2 separate regions of the Homo sapiens genome follow, and region 2 is linked to region 1. The links are chromatin contacts, found by Hi-C or POLR2A ChIA-PET in ENCODE. All regions are on one chromosome and are shown on one strand. Each heading gives the region's core, a stretch centred on a gene start or an enhancer-like site at or near the end of the contact. The rest is flanking DNA. Distances are from core to core; before and after follow the strand shown.

The links. A loop is a pair of places that touch in the nucleus more often than their neighbours do. ChIA-PET counts read pairs that join two places held with the same protein, here RNA polymerase II (POLR2A). Pooled maps may share reads with other maps.
Region 2: a map of astrocyte of the cerebellum shows a loop between it and region 1 (3-fold over the local background). The contact joins two enhancer-like sites. A Hi-C loop is called at or near these places in 2 of 168 maps with a recorded cell type or tissue (astrocyte of the cerebellum and posterior cingulate gyrus) and 2 of 50 pooled maps. POLR2A ChIA-PET finds 5 or more read pairs at or near these places in 2 of 52 experiments (CD8-positive, alpha-beta T cell and H1).

Annotation. Positions count from the first base shown.
Region 1 is chr7:25,284,559-25,291,922 of GRCh38, reverse strand. No RefSeq gene overlaps it. Among named protein-coding and RNA genes, the nearest start is that of NPVF, 60 kb to the right of the region's middle. Within about 2 kb of position 2,867, at least 2 of the 41 ENCODE cell types and tissues checked have a DNase peak (open chromatin) inside an H3K27ac peak, as active enhancers do.
Region 2 is chr7:25,356,769-25,364,132 of GRCh38, reverse strand. It overlaps LOC124901604 (a long non-coding RNA gene), which reads left to right. Exons shown (of 2, transcript XR_007060262.1): 2 at 4,287-5,893. LOC105375195 (a long non-coding RNA gene) reads right to left here. Exons shown (of 3, transcript XR_927105.2): 3 at 5,798-5,860. Among named protein-coding and RNA genes, the nearest start is that of NPVF, 130 kb to the right of the region's middle. Within about 2 kb of position 3,457, at least 2 of the 41 ENCODE cell types and tissues checked have a DNase peak (open chromatin) inside an H3K27ac peak, as active enhancers do.

The DNA.
Region 1 (7,364 bases), core at 1,618-4,117:
GATGTCCAAGTTCCATTCTTCCTCTCCTCTTTCTCCATTTTCAGCTGAGTTATCTGCACACTCACAAAGCCTGCTTGATGACCTTGGCACACACTTGCCAAATGGCTGGTAAGGATGAAAACAGCTCTGGTCTTTCTAAAGCTAACTAGCCCCCGAAGCATCATGAGGTGGTCCGTGCCTCACTCCTACTGCCTGAGCCAAATGACTATAGCAAGTTGCACATACTATGAACCCAGTAAATAATCATTCAGTAAATAAAATAAGCTAGTCAGCCCGGACCATAGAGCCAGATGGCTTATTTTGTGGTTATAATGAGGCGAACGTATTAGTCTGTTCTCTTGCTGCTAATAAAGACATACCCAAGTCTGGGTAATTTATAAAGGAAGAAGGTTTAATGGACTCACAGTTCTACATGGCTGGGGAGGCCTCGCAATTATGATGGAAGGCAAAGGAGAAGTAAAGGCATGTCTTACATGGCAGCAGGCACAACAGCATGTGCAGGGGAACTGCCCTTTTATAAAACCATCAGATCTCATGAGACTTATTCACTATCACAACAACAGCACAGGAAATCCCGCCCCCATGATTCAATTACCTCCCACTGGGTCCCTCCCATGACACGTGGGGATTATAGGAGCTACAGTTCAAGATGGGATTTGGATGGGGACACAGCCTAACCATATCAGCCAAAACATTGTATTATGGCACATTGTAGAAATGAATACACCTTTCCCCACATTGGGTTGGCTCTGTAGGAGCCATCACCAACTTCAGGGCCACAGAGGTCCTTGCTTTTTCATTTTATGGCTAAAGTTTCACCTATTATGGGAGAATTTAATGAAGTGCCTGTTGATCTGGGATTTGGAATCAGAGAATGACTAAACACATTAGAGAATTTTCAAGATCATGCTCTTATATGTTTAAAATTCACTGACTCAGCTGATGGAATTCACCATATTGACCCTGACCTCAAGTCCAACTGTCTTTCCACCAATGCAGGCTGCCTCCTATACACTGGAAGGCTTTTTTGCCCATGAGATTCAATCTCTGCAACATGGAAGCAGTGTCTAGAGTTCAATGTTCTACATAGAGCCCTTCAAACATCTACTGGCTAATTAAGGCTGGAAAGTCAGTCACTTTACTCAGCCCCCCACCACTGGCAGGATAAGACTCCAAGATTTCACTCTCTTATGATGTGTGGGTCAGCTAAAGCAAACTGAAGACTTCTTCCATCTGATTCGGACATGGCATCTGATTCAGCACCCCCTGAGAGACAAGCTTTGGTTTCTGCCTGCAGGTGGGCTGAAATGCAACTGCCTCCTTTTCTCCTTTCTTATACTTTCCTAAGACTCTGCAAATGGCACCCACAATGTGGGCAGTGAGAACATCCAGTCAATAATCACCAGGCTCATGATCATAAGTATGTCAGTCAGACCAGATGTTCTCTCCATAACCTCCTCCCCTAACCCCCCTCTTCACAAATATCTACAGGATAGATCGAGCTTTCTGCTCAAGGGGAATGGGGATGCTTTTCTTCTTGGCTAACAGCTGAGAAAACAAGAACTGTTTGTGTGGGAGTGTCCAGAAGACATGGAAGGGAAGACATCCTCCATACCTTCTTCTCTTTATCCTGGGCAAGGGTCAGTCTGTGAACAGGGTCAAGCCCAATCCAGGGAACTATAGACCTTCCCATCCCCTCCAACACAGCCTCCCCAGCTAGAGTTGGTATGTGTACATCCCTACCACCTTTGAAGGTATGAAGGGATTTACCTGTGTGCACATTGCATGTCCAAGAAAACCCCTGCTCTGCCAGCTTCTCAAATGCTGCACCTTCTTCGATAGTCTCACTGATTTACCAGAGCCTTCTGCTTATTGACTCTACATGACTTCAGTCCTTTATCTGAAAGACCCATCTTTTTTAATATGTATATTTCATGTTGACCTGCAAGTGTTGTCCAGCCAGATTATCCCAATCAACCTAGTGATGGGTGGAGTAACATTTTGCATCTAAATTGTTCTCATAATCCATTGGTTTGCTAACTGGCTTAAATTTTTTTTAAGTAGAGAAAAAACTCCTAAAGAAATAAGGTCAAGTAGGAAGGAACATTCTCGTGTTTGAGAAAAAAATTGGCAGTGTGGAGTCAGCAACCTGGGCTGCAGTGCCAACTCTATTAGGTAGTAATTAATAACAACAGCCAAGCAGAATGAGGGTGATGACAGGTGGCTGCATTTATTGCATATTACTTACATGCCAGGCTACATTCTTAGTGCTTTACACACAATCTCCTTTAATCATAGTTTTCAATGTAAGCAAATTGGTCTGATGCCTTTCTCTTTCTAAGGCTTTGAGCCTCAGGTCTGTCATGCTGAAGTAATAGTCACATCACAAGGTGGTTGTGAAAATTAAGTGAGGTAGTACAGACAAATGCAATTATTAAATGCTAAAGTGCCTTAAAATATGCCTTATTATTATCTTTGTTATTAGGAAAGTTCCATTTCTTCCAGGAACACTCAAATGTAAAGTCCCCAAGCCACCACTGAGTTCTGACCGAGTGTAGAGATCTTTGGGTTAAATGTCTCCTGACAGTGGGCCATGTACCCTCAAACATAAACCAAGGAGGCCAAGTACCATATTTTAAAAACCAGCTTTCACAACATTTGACAGAAGCTTCTGAACTGATCATTATAACATCAAGATTGGAAAAGTCAGTCTTCCAATGATGAAGCTAAAAGAATCTGCCTTGGTTTTGGCCCCCAGTAGATGTTTCCATGACAGCAGAAGGAGATGCCAGCATCCAAGTAGGCTTTGCTCTCTGGAAACTTTCCCAGACTGACCATGCCCTGGAAACCTGCTCCCTCCCACAGGCCCTCTCCAGCAGGGAAGGGCATCTTAAAGAGGCTTCAGGCCTGAGTGCTTCTCTCTGGGCTGCTTGCTCCAGAATAGAGTGTCCTGGTACGAATATACACCTTGTTTTTAAAAATGTTTTCAATGGATTTTTTTCCTGCTAGTTATGATTTTAAGTGTTTCCCCAGGGTTTATTTTTAAAAATAATCCCCTGTCCCTTCAAGAGCTGAATTGAAAACGTTCACATTTTCCCTTGTTCCTCCCAGCACTGAGTTCCTGAAAAAGTGCCAAACTGAATGGTGCAGTCCTGCCGAAAGAGACCCTGCGCTGTGCTGTGTTCTCAAAGGAAGGAATGTGTTTCACATCTCTACACCTCTGCAACTTGGGACAGTGTAGCTTTCCTATGTAAGTTGCCTGTTTAGGTAGAATGATTCACTTGAAGACATCAAGCCATATGTTCTACTCTGTTGGATTTTCAAGAGGCCTCATGACCACCGCGTTAAAGCACTGAACACCATCAACTGTGGTGGAGAAAAAAGTGCTGGTCCCCCTGACCAATAAAGAAAATACCACACAGAAGTATGATATTTTGCCACCATGATACTGATAGGGAGGAGGAAGACCTTAGAGGTATATTGTTTTTAAGGGGAGGGGGCTCTGGGTTTGAATCCTAGTTTCACTCCTTATTAGCTGTGTGACCTTGGGCCAGCTATTTAACTAACCTCTCTGAGCCTGAGTTTTCTAACCTGTAAAATGGAAATAATGACAGTACCTACTTCATCACATGGTCATTAAGAATAAAATAATGAATGTAAAACTTATTTAGGACTTGCAATAAATATTAGTGTTCCTGCTATACTCACTGTATTAGGTTCCCGTGGCTGTATTAGATTATCATAGACTAGGTGCCTTAAAGCAACAGAAACTTAGTCTCTCACAGTTCTGAAGGCCAGAAGTTCAAAATCAAGATGGTGTCAAGATTGGCTCTTTCTGGAGGTCCTGAGGGACTGCCCCCAGGCCCCACAGTTGTAAGATCACCTCCAGCTCTCTATAAGTCCATGGGGGAGGCCAACATGTTTCACACCTTACTCTATGCCCCTGGTTAATTCTAAAGGCAACACTGATTTGGCCATAACGGGGTTCAGAATGCACTACCCCAAAATATGGCACTTTGACATTTGAGAAGCAGGAAGAACTCTCTGACCTCCTCCTGCCCTTCTCCCATGAAGCAGGCCATAAAACCTAGCAAAGAGTCTTCTGACCATCTCCTGAAGTAGGTCACAGACCCTCAGGTGAGAGGTACCTGTTAAAAGGAAAACTTTAGCTGAATTAAATTTAAAAGAGTTTAATTGAGGAGGGGCACAGTAGCTCACGCCTATAATCCCAGCACTTTGGAAGGCCGACGCAGGTGGATCGCTTGAGCCCAGGAGTTCAGACAAGCCTGAGAAATATAGGGAGACTTTGTCTCTTAAAAAAAAAAAAAAAAAAAAAAAAAAAAGAGTTTAATTGAGCAAAGAACCAGGCAGCCTCCTGAGCCAGAGTAGGCTCAGATACTCCAGTTCAGCCATGTGGTGGAAGAAGATGATTTATGGACAGAAAAAGGAACATGACAAAGAGAAAATGGAAGTGAGGTACAGAAACAGCTGGATCGGTTGCAGTTTGTTGTTTGTCTTATTTGAACAGGGTTTGAACAGTTGGCCACTTTTGATCCACCAAAACTCGGTGATTGGCACAAGAGTAGGCTACAGTCTGTATACAACTCCATTTAGGTTATAGTTCACGATGTATAGAGAAGGCTTTAGGCCGAACTTAAAATATGTAAGGAGGCAGCTTTAGGCTAAACTTGATTTAACATACCCATCTTATACAGAGAGGAAAGGAACATTCTTATGTCTGAAGACACAGAGACAGAAGAATCTAAACTGGCCTCAATTCCTCCCTGCCACCCCAGTTTATTACCATTAGATCATGCTCCTTTTGCCTAATCCTACTTCTCCACAACTAACCACTTTTTCATCAAACAGCATAGAAATACACAGGTTTCCCTATTTCTTTGGGTCTTCATTTCTGAAGGCTTTTGTGTCACATAAAACTTGTATTAGATAAATGTGTATGCTTTTCTCTTGTTACTGTGTCTTTTGTTACAAGTGAGAAAAATAAACATTTTTCATCCTCTACAGTTTCTGGCACCCAAAAAGGGACAGCTGATACACCCCACTCACTCCAGACTCTGCAGATGAGATCTGGGACAACTGACAAAAAGCTGGAGACAGGTAAGAATTCTTGCCAAGGTCAGCTCTCCTGGATCTTTATCAGTAGCACCCCGTGGAGAGAAGAAGGTTAAAAACTTTTTCTTTTCCCCTACTTCCCAAATTCTGATTATCAAGAGAAAATCATTTGTTTGAATTGTGACTCCTATGTAAATGTGATTTGGGGTACCCATTCATTATTGATCCTTTCCCTCCCAGGGACAGCTATAACTTTCCTATTTGTCTTGTGTCCTGAGAACTTAGCTTGACTTTCTACCTGTCAGGGCATGCAAATTGTTGGCATTGTAGTCCATAAAATTAAGCTGTAAATAGCTAAAGTTAGACCAGCCAGGATGCCAATCAACTTTTGTTTTGCTTTGCTTTTCTGCATTTTGGGGTACATGGAGAAAGTCTGGAAGATGCTGCCCTGCCTACATAAGGACATGACGACCTTGTAACCTCACTTGAATCTTTGGTCATACAATCTCTCGTATTCTGAAGATTCACCTGGTACACCAATTGTTTGAAACTCAAATACTCTGTTCTCTTGAATCGATGTTAACCATGAGTAAGTTACTAGGCTACAGGCCCTACAAAACCATAACAACAAAAAAGAAATCAATATTAATACATAATTATAGAAGGAAAACTTAAATTAAATTAGAAAGTTAATTCTTTTATTAATTTGCCTGGAATTTTAGCTTGAGGAAAAATGGACTTAATGAAAGGAAAAGGAGGTGGAAGGGAGCTTTGGGTAAAGCAGATGAGGACTTCTGGGTATTTTCAAGGGCTTTAAAGGTCAGTTTTATTCCATTCCATTTTGAATTTATAGATTTTTTTTTCCAAATGAAGAAATATTTTATAACTCTTTACATTTTTTAAAACTGCTTTCAACATGAAGTTTCATTTGTGAGAGCAACAAAATGAGTGGAGATTTTATCAGGCAACCACACTAGATGAATTCCAGCAACTCATAAATTGGCAATTGGGAAGAGATTACTGCTGCCCTAGCTCAAAACCTCACTACCCAGAGTTGGTCAGGGGCATCAGCATCACCTAGGAGCTGGTTAACAATGCAGAATTGCAGCTCCTGGTCCTAGGGAATTGGAATCTGCATTTAACAAGATCCCAAAGGGGTTCACAGGCAGTTTGAGAAGCAATGCTTCTGCCACTGAACAAGCGTAACTTTATGAAATAAAATGGCTAACCAAGGGAAAGTGCTCATAAAGAATATACACTTGATTTTCATTTCCAACAACATGGCAAATTGAGCTAAGAAGATCCTCTTGACAAAGATACTAGAGGTGTAGATAAACTATTAAGTGTTTTCTAAAAGCCAAACTCAAAAGACAAAGGGAAATTTCCAGATACCCCCCAAAACACAATGAAATTCATAGCATGAACTAATGCAGCAGAATCCCAGGGGGTATCAGACATGGTGAGAGGCTCTAACAGCAAGGAACTAGAATCATGAAATCCCCCTGAAAAATCAGAGATGAGGCCTTGAACCCAAGTGTGAGCTAGAACTCACACACTGCCTGCTTTGTGTAAGGGGAACAGGAGAACTTCCCAAGAGGGCCCAGGGTAGAAGCAAAGAAGCTTCAGGTCTGGTGGGCTCCAAAGCCCTAGCATGTGCCACATGCAGATATGGACTCCAAATAAATATCATCCACATGGTGTTGGGATCTTAAACTCATAAAATACTGCAAAAATTCATCCTAGACAAATGAAACCCTTGGGATACTCAGCCATGGCAAATATAAAACCTATAAAGATATTTCCACAGAACTGAACATACATGATTCATACAAATCAAAAATAATTCCAGTTGAAAATAAGCCCACACACAAAAATTAAAGCCACATAAAAAAGGGATTCATTATAAGGAGACATTATCAGGTACTACAATCAGTGGATTAGCATGCCCCAGAACATGAGATAACAGAACAATTCAAAAGGGACTATTGTTTGAGTTTAGCTTCAGAGCAATTTACTAGCAGACAATTTATAGATTTTTTTAAAAAGTGAGGCTAACGGATAGCTTACAGATGAGGAAATTGAAGCTGAGAGAGACAGAGTGCTAATAAGGATTGAGAACTTATAATAAATTTAGTCCCAGTGCCTTTTCTACCACATCACATTATCTGTTTGTTTGTTTGTTTGTTTGTTTGTTTGTTTGTTTGTTTCTGTCTTGTTTCATTTTTTATTTTTATTTTTTGTAGATACAGGATCTCACTATGTTGCCCAGGCTGGTCTTGAACTCCCGACCT
Region 2 (7,364 bases), core at 2,208-4,707, 72 kb before region 1:
TAAGCACTGAAAAAGAAAAATGAACAGGTGCTGCTTAGGGGACAGCAATTAGACTTAACCAAAACCTGCTGATGTTGTCATGTGGAAACATAAAACCAATAATAATTTCAAAGGGAGACAGAATTCCACAGCATTCACCAGTCCTTTGCAGCTGTATTAAGTGGAGAACCAACCATGGTTAGGGTCCATTTGGAGTAATTTAAAAGACAGTTCATGCAAGAAAGCAGAGGGGACCAAAATGCATGATTACTAGAACTTTCTTGACAATTCTGTCTTCTTGCCCATTCCCAACTAAGCTTCCATGTTTTTCTTTTTCACTGTGTAATGACCTTATTTGAGCCACTACAAAGGCCAGATCATGAAATCTGCCACTGAGAGCTCAAGTAGGAATAGCCCATTGCAGCAACTTCAGGGAACCCATGAAGGTCTATAATTTTGCCATGTCCTGAGGACCATAAGTTTCTGCAAGCTGTGATGTACCTGGGATAACCCTGCACTTGGCCCTAAAGCCCTCTCACTTCTTTCTAAGATTGCCATGCAGCCATAAATCTGCAAAGCACCAGAAGTCATGTGTGGCTTTTTGTTTAATCGTGATTCCAACTGTGCCTCTAAATCCTTTTGATTCTGAAAAGATCAGCTCAAATCCCGTGTCTTGTTTGATTCCATCCCTAACAACCAAATCCATGATGCCTTCTCCTCTTGCCTTATTGCCTCTGACTTAGTTAAGCATTGTTAATGGTTGCTAGTGTTAACTCTATCTAGGTTGTATCCTCTCCCCTCACCAGAATAAAATAGAAAGCTTATAAACTTTGATATCATAAGCATCAGGATTTGAATCTAGGCTCTGCCCCTTTTTAGCCAATGACCCTCATGTCACCATGAACTTCAGGTTACTTGTACGTAAAGGGGATAATGATTCTGGCATTTCCCAGTGCACTTGCAAAATGCCTAGCATTAAGCTTAGCATATAGTGGCTGCTCAATAAATACAGTTACCTTCCTCTCCTTCCCCTTTTTCCCCCAAATTCCATGTATTTGTATCCTGGGCATATTTTACCTTATGGACAATGACGAATTCTTACTGTGTTTGATAATAAATCTGAAAACAGTATATCAGAAGCAGAGATGAGGAAGTCTTGTGGCAATAGAAGATCAACAGACTAATTTTCTTTCTCCTCCTCCTCTGTGATCTTCACACCAGAATACCCCATGGTAGAAGCCACTGTACAAACCTCCTGACTGGGCAAACCTAGAAGATGTGGCAGAAGTCACAAATTTTCCAAACCTGATTCAATCTACACTTATGGGGGATTAGTAATCTGATCATTATCAGTGGGGACTATCATAAGTGTAGACAAACCACAAGTGAGTGGTACAGATTTTTTCTTATTGATTATCTATAATATTACCTCAATTTTCTAAGTCTCTACTCTTTTTCTATTATGTGGGCAAAATATAATGAGTTTTTAAAATGTGACTAAGTAACACAACAAAATAAGAGTTTAACTCAGAATTTCCATCACCTCAAGCTTGTTTTCCCCTGAGGAAAGAACCACCAGCCCAGGATCCCAGCGTTTCATGGAAATCTAGATGTCTCCTTCAGCAAAGTGGTTAATTATCAAATATGTTTGGAAAAAGTAGTGCTTTTGTCCCTGGGCTTTGCTATGGTTTGAATAGCTCCCCTCCAAAATTCAGGTGTTGCCAATGTGATAGCATTAAGATGAGGGGTCTTTCGCAGATGGCTAGGCCATGAAGACTTCCCCCTCATTAATGACATGAAGGCCCTTGTAAAAGAGAATTCATGTAGCATTGCTCCAGTTTGCTCTTCCTCCTTCTGCTTTGTGAGGTTGCAGCAGGAAGGCCCTCACCAGAAAAAATGCCAGCACCTTGATCTTGGACTTTCCAGCCTCCAGAACTGTGAGAAAAACATTTCTGTTTTTCAGATACTGAGTAATTTGTAATCAGATACTGATTTGTAATCAGATACTGTTTTCAGATACTAAGTAATTTGTAATTTGCTGTAGCAGCACAAACACACTACAACAGGCTCCCTCTGGAAAGATGCCTGGTTGCATAATCACAGAAGACATTGGACAGCAGAAGCCACATATTTCCTAAGACCTCTCAGACTTATGGGATGCCAGGTATTCCTGGTGAATTTCGTTTCACATGGTGCTTGGTTTCTCTTGGTTGTTTGTGTCAGAAGAGCTATTAACACCTAGTAGACACTGGTGTCCACTGGAACACAATTTGGGAAAAGTACCTCTGGTCCACACCCCTCATTTTAGAAGTGAAGTTGCTGAGACCCAAAGATACTGTGACTAGTGACAGAAAATCCCAGTTTTTCAGATATTCAGTGTTCTTCCTAATCGCCCACATTTTCCTCAGGGCTAGATATGGTCTCATGAGAATATACTTCTTTCCTTTGTTACTCTTCTGTTGAATTATTTGCTGTGTGCATGTGCACGTGGATGTGTACACTGCAAAACAGGAGAGCACGCCCTTGAGAAATGTTGGCTCCCATCCTGAAGTGGACACTCATTCATACATTCATTCCACAGAACTAGAAGCCAACAGGACCACGTGAGGAGCACTGTCATGACTGCATGATCAGAAGAGGGAATGCCTGATTCCACCCAGTAGCTGAGATGACACAAGCTGGGTTGTGATCATTCACTCATTCATTATCTGTTGATTCCACAAAGCTTTCTTGAATGCTTGCTGTGTCAAACTGTGCACGGTGCTGTGGATACAAAGATAAGGAAGACACACTCCCTGCCTTCAAGAAGCTTACATTCTAGCATGAAAAACAGGCCTAGCCAGGCACGGTGGCTCACGCCTGTAATCCCAGCACTTTGGGAGGCTGAGACGGGCAGATCACAAGGTCAGGAGATCGAGACCATCGTGGCTAAAACAGTGAAACTCTGTCTCTACTAAAAAAATACAAAAAATTAGCCGGGCATGGTGGTGGGCACCTGTAGTCCCAGCTACTCGGGAAGCTGAGGCAGGAGAATGGTGTGAACCTGGGAGGCAAAGCTTGCAGTGAGCTGAGATCGAGCCACTGCATTCCAGCCTGGATGACAGAGAGAGACTCCGTCCCAAAAAAAAAAAAAAAAAGAAAAAAGTAAAACAGGCCTTCAATAGATAAGTTTAATGAAGTGATGGAACTGTTCTGAGATAAGCCAATTTCTACCTGAGACAACAGGAGATGGGAGAAGTGTGTTTTCTGGAAATAACACTTTGAGCACCTCCTAATAGTCACACACTGACTTTGTTTCCTACAGCACTTGGAGTTCTTTCCTCAAAAGCCCAAAGTATCTCAAGTTTCAATTGTTCAAATTAATCAGAGCAGCAGCAGAGATAATACAAAACAGGGACTAAGAGAAATGCCAATTCTTTGCTTTAGCACGCATCATATGAACATCCATCCACACCCCCACCAGCAGCTTGCCTTCCTAAGTGTGTTTTCTTAAAGCAAATGCTAACATTGGTTTATATCCCTTGAGCACACACCAGCTGGATAGTAGGAGGAAGCCAGTTCAGCATTAAAAATTAACTGCAGATAATTTAGAGGGCAGACAAGCCACAGGCAGATAACGGTGTGGAATATATCATTATAACCAGTGAGGGTCTGTCCAACCCTCCCTGCAACCTCATCTCCTGGCTCTGCTGAGGTTGTGGTCTTGTTACAGGTCTTAAGACACCCTTTTTACGAATATATCAGTAGGAGCATAAACAAGGTCACCTGAAATTTAGAGGACATTAATGAGATCTAGATAAATTCAGATGGCCCGGAATGCAGTTATTAGATCATTTTCAAGTGAATAAAAGGTGAAATTTGCTTTTTACTTTGCCAACCATCTTCTCGCCAGCAAATGCCCGCTGAAAACACTCTCCAAGGCCATAAAGCGATGGGCCTTGAAAGTATGTTTCAGAGAATAACTGAATCAAATTAAACTGCTGTTTATTTTTGCCATAGGAGCTCTGACAAATAAAAATGGAAGATGTTGTTGCCATTTTCATTGACTAAAACAAATCCTTACTGGGGAAAAAAAAGAGGAAAAAGAAACTAAAATGTCAGTTGCTCACATTGTCATTCCCTGCCACTCAGTAAATAAACATAACATCTATTAGTTGTCATGGAAACGTTCCGCCTGATTCTGAGCATCAGAGCTCCACAATAAAGAACCCCTGATATTTGACGCTGTGCACAAACGACTCTTTTGGCATTTCTCATGAGCTCATCAGCACAAGAGCTAACATTTTCCCTGTTTGTTTTCTTTTCAGACACGAATGCATTTGCTTCAGCAAAAGAGACATGTATCTTAGAAACCTATCAAAAATATTTGAATACAGCTACCTCGGCAATCTCTGCTCTACGGGCTCCTCCCCCCACCTTTCTTTTAACCTTTGCCTGAGAAGAATTTAAATGGCATATTTAGTGGCTGTATATTGTGCTTCCTGTACCCACTGCTGCATAAAAGGGATTGATTTAAATCGCTTACAGTAACCATGTGGGGGAGGAGGGTCTAGTTTTCTGCACCAAATGCTCCAGGATGCATAATAAGCAACCACAAATACAGACAACAAATGAGTGTGCTTGCATTTGTCTCTTCTCTGGTAAAGAATTATTCTTTAGTACGGATGGACTGCACACTTTTAGCATCAACAAGAGAGCAGCTCAGATGTGCGAGCACCAATAAAGGATACTTAAGCCTCCGTCCCCCAGGTAATGAGTCTCAGAAATGTTGGCTAAAAAAGTCAGAGAATGTTCCTATTTATAATTTTTTTGAATCATGAAATTTATAACACCTCCCAAAGCAGGAACGGACCAAGTTTAAAGATTACAGCTGAGTGCCAGTAAAGCGTTAAAGGCAACCATTGTTAATAACAATCGGCTGAAAAGCAAGACACAGCTCATGCTTTGGAGCCGTACTAAGAGATTCGGCATCTCTAAAATCGCTAGAGCCTTTGACAAGCCAGGCATAAATCAGGAGGGATTTAAATTCCTGATTTTCTGGCATTTTTTAAGCTATAAATCCTACACATTCCTAAAACCACATGGTCCCATAACTGGAGCTGAGGGCTAGAGTAGGTCCCTGGAACAGTTCAAAGGGTCAAACTGGAATTAGGAGCTCCTGCTTCTCTCTAGGCCTTAAGGCAATTTTTTCTGAAGGACATTTAAAGATTTTTTTTTTAAAGTCTTCTGAAATGAGGCCAAGAGGGTGTTACATTTATCCCAACAATCTACCAGGGCTTTCTCGTCTTTGGATGTAACCATGTTGGGATTTTTCTAGATCTTATTAATCCATGTCTATATACTCAAGATGGTTTGGATAGTCAGAGGTCAGAAAACAATTAAAGGAGGGAGACTAAATGGTCTATAAATGAATGTGATCTATTCAGGGTTTCTTAAAATGAGCTTAAGGACCATTTGCCTTCCTGGAGAGAGATGTGGATGGAAGAGGTGTCCTGCTCCAATCCATGACTTTAGCATGAGGAAAGCATTCAGGATGAATGAAAGAAAGAACAGAGCAGAATCAGGATGCCTGGGTAAGAGACAATAAGTCAAAATAAGATGAAATGAGAACCCAAACTACAGAGTGGCAGCGAAAATGCAGAGTGAATGTGGAAAACTTGATGAAGGTAAAATCTGAAGATCTTGGCACCTAATTGGATTCGCATGAGGAGAACCAGAGAAGGGAGAGTCACTCATGTCCGGGAGGAAAGAGCACAGCATTTGTAACCTAGAAACCTGGACTGAAGGTCTTTATTCTGCCATTTACTAGTTTTGTAAACTCTGGGAAGCCATTCACCTCTGAGTCTCATTTTTATCGGTTGCAAAACAAGGCTGGAAATACCTACAAAATAAATGAGAAAATGTATTAAATGTCTGAAAGATGATGAAATGGATCATTATTTAATAATAGTCACATTAATACTTATGACTTTGAAGTCATTTCTCTTTCTTGTGCCTCAGTTTCTTCATTTGTAAAAGGCAGACCAAAGTGAACCCTACAGGCCCTTCTGGCTCTAACATGTTTTCTATCTACCTGGAGGTGATCAGTTTGGTTTGTACTTAGTGAGTGTGGGCCAGCATTCATGTGAAAAGTTTCCTGATCAAGTTGGTAACACAGATCAGGACTTCTAGAGAGATATTTTTCAAATGGCCACACGGGCCCCAAGGCAGTATTGGGGAATTGCCTAGGGAGCATTTTTGATTGTCAAAATGATTTGGAGGGCACTCCTGAGGTTAGAGGATGGGAACCAGAGATATTAATTTGTTGCACTAGGTGCAGTATGAACACAACAATGAATTGTACTGTGCATGTCCCTCGAGATACTCGAGTAGGACATTGATACTCAAAGTGGGGTCTAGGGATCCCTGGAGGTCCCTGAGTCCTTTTCAAGGATAATTCAAGGTCAAAACCATTTTCACAGGAAGACCATCACATTATGTGCCTTTTTCATTGAGTTGATGTCTCCAATGATGACACAAAAAGAAATGGTAAGTGAAAATGTTGATGCTTTAGCATTAATCAAGGCAGCAGCACTCAACTGAACTATACTAGTGGTTACTGTATCATTCCCTACTATGCACTGGGTGTTAAACAAAATCACCAACAAAACCTTCTAGTTTCATTTAAGAATGTCCTTGATGAAGCAATAAAATTAACTTCATTGAATCTCAGCCCTTGAGTACATACCTTCTTAATATTGTGTCTGGCAAAATGCTGCATATCAAAATATAATTTTGTTTAAATTGCAAACTGAACTAGCCTCTTTTGTCATGCAACATCATTTTTTACTTGAAAAAAGAAGTGACATATGTACTATGATTATTCAGATGCATATCCAGCAGACTACTTTCTCAGAAACAACAAATAATTTTTTTCATTTCCAAGAAATTACTTCCAAGAAAACAACAAAAGTACTTGTTGCCAATGATAAAATTCAAGCATTAAAGAAAAAATTAGAATTATGGAAAATTTGTACCTACCACCATGAGCTTGGCTGCTTCTCAACACTAAAAGACCTTTCTGATGAGATAAGTGTCAGTATTAACTAATGTGATTTACTGATATTGTATAATGAACTGTGTCAACATTTGGAAGATCTGTATAACTCAGTGAGCCAATACTTTACAAATAACCAACGTGTGCTCTTATAAAATCATGCACGGTAAAAGAGCCACTCAAAGTGCAAACTAAGCCAATGGATTTTAATATAACAGAGTACAAAATGTTCACTGATATGGCTTCCAATTCAACATTGCAACTAACATTTAAGAAACTATCACTTGTTAAGTTTTGTGTGTTATCAAATAATATCTACATTACCTGAAAGATCTATTACACGCTCCTG